2 separate regions of the Homo sapiens genome follow, and region 1 is linked to region 2. Evidence: chromatin contacts called from ENCODE POLR2A ChIA-PET data. All regions are on one chromosome and are shown on one strand. Each heading gives the region's core, a stretch centred on a gene start or an enhancer-like site at or near the end of the contact. The rest is flanking DNA. Distances are from core to core; before and after follow the strand shown.

Evidence for each region. ChIA-PET counts read pairs that join two places held with the same protein, here RNA polymerase II (POLR2A).
Region 1: POLR2A ChIA-PET joins it to region 2 with 12 read pairs in activated CD4-positive, alpha-beta memory T cell. The contact joins the promoter of RAD51D here to the enhancer-like site in region 2. POLR2A ChIA-PET finds 5 or more read pairs at or near these places in 4 of 52 experiments (GM12878, activated CD4-positive, alpha-beta memory T cell, activated naive CD4-positive, alpha-beta T cell and 1 more).

What each region holds. Positions count from the first base shown.
Region 1 is chr17:35,118,610-35,121,309 of GRCh38, forward strand. RAD51D (RAD51 paralog D) reads right to left here and starts at 1,251. Exons shown (of 10, transcript NM_002878.4): 1 at 923-1,251; 2 at 502-563; 3 at 1-10. The coding sequence starts at 1,004. RAD51L3-RFFL (RAD51L3-RFFL readthrough) reads right to left here. Exons shown (of 7, transcript NR_037714.1): 1 at 2,682-2,700. RefSeq lists a silencer at 1,114-1,313 and an enhancer at 1,524-1,583.
Region 2 is chr17:35,213,364-35,216,108 of GRCh38, forward strand. No RefSeq gene overlaps it. Among named protein-coding and RNA genes, the nearest start is that of SLC35G3, 20 kb to the left of the region's middle. Within about 2 kb of position 1,413, at least 3 of the 41 ENCODE cell types and tissues checked have a DNase peak (open chromatin) inside an H3K27ac peak, as active enhancers do.

The DNA of each region.
Region 1 (2,700 bases), core at 1-2,500, 95 kb before region 2:
CAACCAGGGCCTGCCAAAGGGCCCCAGACTGCTCAGCAACAAATTGCCCGTAGAAGCTGGCATCCCAGGGTGTCATTCACCCTACTTCTCAATATCTGAGAACCCTCTGCTCCCTTTGGCTTGGGATGGACTTTTGTTATTGTTGTTGTTTCAGACAGGGTCTCACTCTGTCGCCCAGATTGGAGTGCAGTAGCACGATCTCGGCTCACTGCAACCTCTGCCTCCCGGGCTCAAATGATTCTCCTTCCTCAGCCTCCCGAGTAGCTGGGATTGTAGGCGTGGGCCACCACACCCAGCTAATTTTTGTATTTTTAGTAGGGACAGGGTTTCACCATGTTGGCCTGGATGGTCTCGAACTCCTGACTTCTGACTCCAAGTGACCCACCCGCCTCGGCCTCCCAAAGTGCTGGGATTACAGGCATGAGCCACCGCGCCCAGCTGGCTTGGGATGGACTTTTTAAAAAGACACTCAGGTTTGGAATGTGGAGATCAGGAGCTCACCTTGTAAGACAAGCCACATTTCTGAGCTACCTCTTCCAGGTCTGCAGAAACCAGGTCCACCACTGAAAACAAAACACGTATAGCGGATTGGCAGAGAGGACTGGGGCCTCCCACACTTGGTTTTTCCTCATCTGTCAAATGGGGTGTCAATTCTACCCCCCGGCAGGCCGTCTCAGGAGGCCAGTGTGAAATAACAAAGCTGCAGGAGCCGGCGCGGTGCCCTGCACACAGTAGGAATCTCTACCCTGTTTTAGAGCTTGGCTCCCCACGCCCACCCTTCCTGAGCCTCTCCAGAAGCGCGGCCCTCTAGGAATGGAGGGGAAGCGCCCTGCAGGTATGCCAGGGCAGTGCGCCAGCCCTCGGGGCCTGCCCAGGTTGTGCGAGGCCCGCGCGGCTCCCTGGCACGCGCACACCCGGTCACCTGTCTTGATCCTGTGGCTCCTGAGAAGCTGGATCATCTCCTCGGTAAGGCCAGGGCACAGTCCGACCCTGAGCACGCCCATGTTCCCCGCAGGCCGGAACAGCCCCAGGGGGACTGCACGTCACGTGGGCATTCGCGGGGGGTCCTCTCCAGACGCCCCTCCCCTACCCCTTCCTAGAGAGGACACAGGCGCGCTGGCTGCCGGAGGAGAAAGGAGAGAGGAGGAGGCGGCACCAAGGGTAGGGCTGGGGGTCATCCGCCCGCCCGGGATCCGCCGGGATTCCCGCGCCCAGAGCCCGCCCGCCGGGTCGCGCCGCGCTGCCGCTTCCGGGTTCCAGGCTGGCGCGCGGCGAGGACCTGGCCTGCAGCGCCATCTGCGGGCCGCACGGGGCAGAGCCGCTGCGCCCCTCTCCACCGCCTGCACAGGTTCCCGAGTCCCACGACCCCCTCCGCGCTCAACACGCCACCCGCGGCCACATTCGGCCTCTACCTTCTGCCGCAACACACACACCGACCTTCTAAAGAGCCTTCTGTGCGCCAGCTTCCGTTCCAAACGGAACGGATCTCCGCTGGAGACAAAATGCGACACAAGACGACCCGCCCTTACCCCCAGGGAGCTTACTGTGAGCAAGGGAAAGACAGACAATGAAAAGGAATCGCAGAAATCACATCATTACAGATTATACGACAGGTGTCAAGAAGCAGCAAAGCATCCAGAGGGCACCTGCGTCTATTTTTCAAAAGTTTGTTTTGTTTTGGTTGAGACAGGGTCTCGATCGGCCGCCCAGGCTGGAGTGCCCTGGTGAGATCTCAGCTTTGCAGCCTCGACCTCCTGGGTTCAAGCGATCCTCCTGCCTCAGCCTCCTGAGTAGCTGGGACTACAGTCACGTGCCACCTTGCCCAGCTAATTTTTGTATTTTTTGTAGAGGTTTCGCCTCTACAAAATGGGGTTACACCATGTTGCCCACACAGGTCTCGAACTACTGGGCTCAAACAATCCTCCTGCCTTGGTCTCCCGAAGTGCGGGGATTACAGGTGTGAGCCACCGTGCCCGGCCTCTATTTTTTATTTTATTTTTTATTTTTTTTAAGGGCAAGAAACCTTGGTTATATAGAACACACACAAAAAGATATGATTTGGTATTTTTAAATGTCCTTTGCTTTGCCTCATCCATAGGAAGAAATAAAACTTTACATGGTTATCTCATCACAAATCTGTGAGGGAGGCGCTATTTTTTATCCCTGTTTCACCAATGAAGAAACTGAGGTTCAGTGAGGTTAAATCACTTGCCAAAGGTCACCCAGCTAGGCGGCACAGGGCTGGACTTCACATCCACATCTGACTCTGCAAAGCCAGTGCTTTCTAACAGCCCCCCTCCCCACCCCTGAAGCTGTGTACATGTTTTCCTACTGTAAGGTGGTTTCTCTGAGAGCAGAGATCATGTGTGGCCCATCTCTGTATCCCACTGCAACTGCCACCATTGTCACTCCACACAGGAAAGTACTTGGGAGTGTGGGTGTGGCACATTTAGAATTCTAGCAGTGAAGTCTGATCATATGTGAGCCATGAACCCCTATGAACCATGTGGGCTTTCCCTTTCACTAACCGACTGGGCACAGTGGAGTCTGCAGCCTATGGTTTCAGGATAGAGAGCCTTAGCTTCTACGGACAAAGTTTCCCTCCCCAGCAGACACTTTCCAATACTGCCTATCTCTCAGGGCCACACCACCATCCTCTACATCCCACGCCCATCTCTCACCATCCTTATTCTCCTTCCC
Region 2 (2,745 bases), core at 163-2,662:
TCTGATTTCTCATAATATCTAGGGATGGGGTGAAAATTCCTGCTGCCAGGCCAGAGGGGATGGTCAGCTCCAAGACAAGGAAGCAGTGTCCAGGTAAGAAATCTTCATTTCAATGGATCACAAACTCCTAAACTCTTAACAATTGAACAGAAGCATAGGTTTTATAATCTCTGTGCATGTGGGAAAACAGGAAAGAGCTCTTCCTCTCTCTTCTGGCTCGACAAAATAAATTCTTACGCGTATATCCCTTCCAGGAAAAAGCATTCATTTCAATGTCATCAGAACAGCACAACTTAGAGTTAAACAAGCCTTCAGGATGACAGACTTGGTAGCAGTTAGTGATTACTTTCATAGGACACAATAATATTCTCTGAAGTCTAGATGTTTTATACAGTTTTCCTTTGCTAGACATAACATTTGGAAAGACAATTTCAAGAAGCGAAATCATACCTACTTTTCTGCAGCTATAAAGGGTCGGAGAGACATTATCTACTTATCTTGCTGAGTTGGTTGTTTTCCCCACCAGATATGTAATTTTCAGAGCTAAGCACTGAAGTTTCACTAGTTATTTTGGAGAGAGCAAGTGCCAGACCCCAGAGTTCAAAACTTAGAAGATGCAAAGAAAAGGTCAGGATAGGATTATTATTATGTGGACTATAGATCTTGTGTTTCAGATCCACAGGAGTGGCATGAATATGGGTCTATGAAATGCTGATTCTATCAGATAATCTGCGGGGGGTTTTTCCTCCAATTATATGGGGGAAAAAAGCTGTGTAAGAAGAGATACATTGTCCACTACTTTCCAGATAGTTCTCAGATTTTTATAAGTTTTAAAAATCAAGTGGTACATGCACATAATATTGGAAGTGAAATAGTTTGACAGGGCTTAGTATAACACCAGCAGTCTCCTGCTCCTGCCCCCATCTTGTTCCTAGGGGCCATCACTTTGATGTTTCTTTTGGTACTTAGCTCTAAATGGTGCCATTTTGAGGTTTAACTAGATATTATCTATTTCCGGAAGATTTAGCTCAATTATACTCCCTCCCTATTTTGCTCTCCCCACATCCTGCCAAGATGATTTTATCACTGTTTTCGGTTAGAACAATATTCGATGTTCACCTTGTTATGAGCCTCTCTAGTCACAGTTGTGCTAGGTGATGTACTATGGGTGCATTTCATTTCTCATACAACTTTCTGCTTTCCTCAGGATTCATATCATCTTACTTTTTCTTTGTTTCATAACTTTTTTTTTTTGGTTAATCAAGTACATGAAGTCTACCATCAACTTTGTATCCTCAGGAGAAGGTCCCCCGAGCCTTCTGCCCTTGGATCCTGACTGGGGGCTCTCTGGGCCCACCCTCAGCTGTCATCCTGGACTCCCTGTCACATGTATCCAGAGGGCTCTTTTCCCAGGGTGGATCCTTGTTTCCTTGATGGAGCTGCTTGCAGGATATAGCATGGGAACAGGGTCAGGGCAGGGCTTGGGGGTGCCAAAGCCTCCCTGATTCACAGAAAAGTTGCATAGGGTACAGGGTTTTATAACTGTTTTGATGATTGGTACGGATTTCCTCTTTTCACAGACTAGATATTAGTCAGGGCTGCTTGTCACTCACAGATGTTTTTCTGATTTCAAAGATGATGTGTCCTTTGCCAATCCTGCGATTAACACAAGGGTAAGGAAACTCCAAGCCCCCTCTGCCCTTCAGTCTGGTTGTTCCAAACAAGTAGTCATTGAATTTTCTGCCCAGGGTCTACAAACCACCCAATACAGACAACCCCGTGTTCTGCTGACTGTGCCCAACATCTGTAGTGGCAGGTTTTCCCTCCTGGTGTCCTCGACCTCCACTGCATGAGGCAGCCTTAGCTCTTCTTCCCACATAATGAGGGCTGAGGTTTAGGTGTCTCATTTCTTATTTTTCATTTGGGGTATTGCAAAAAAGGGAACAGAGATGTCTTTGGTGTGACATCTTAAAAGTCTCCTATTACTACTATAATAAATGTAAAAATAAATGTAAAAAAAGATTCAGTAAAAATAAGTATAAAAAAAGTCCACTATTATTTAATTACCACTCTGCCAAAAAAAATTCTAGGGGAAAAAAAGTCCAGATGAAACATGTCACAATGCTAACAGTCTTTGGACAATAAATAAATCTATGTCCTTCCCTGCCCCTATTTCTAAAGATTTTTTTCCAGATTTCCCAAAATGTCAAGATTGACAGTGTATGTTAACCAATGGGAGAAAATAAAACAAACTTGAAAATTGTAAGGAGCTCTGAGTTTTTAAAACCTTTTCATTTTGAAGCAATTTAGACTTGTAGAAAAGTTATAAAAATAGTACAGTTCCAAACGCCTAGGCTTAAGCCATCCTCCTGCCTCAGCCTCCGAGGTAGCCGGGAATACAGGTATGTACCACTGTGTCCGGCGTCTCTGGACTTCTTTGATACCACTTTTATGTCTCACAGGTGCTTGATTTTCTTTTACTCTTACCATTCTAGCCATTCACTCAGTCTTCTTTGCAGGCTACTTTGCAATGTACATTTAATTTACCTCTTCCTTGATGGGGGCATTCCTCAGCCTTTGTTCTGAATGGGATGTTTTCAGAGTCTTCTACAGTATCTCTGGGTGATCTCTTCCATCCTGTTGCTCCAAGCTGATCGTGCCTGGATTTGTATCTCCATCGTAGGCCTGTTTCTTGAACTCTAGACTTATATTATTTAAGTCTCCATGTTCCTCGTCTACCAAATC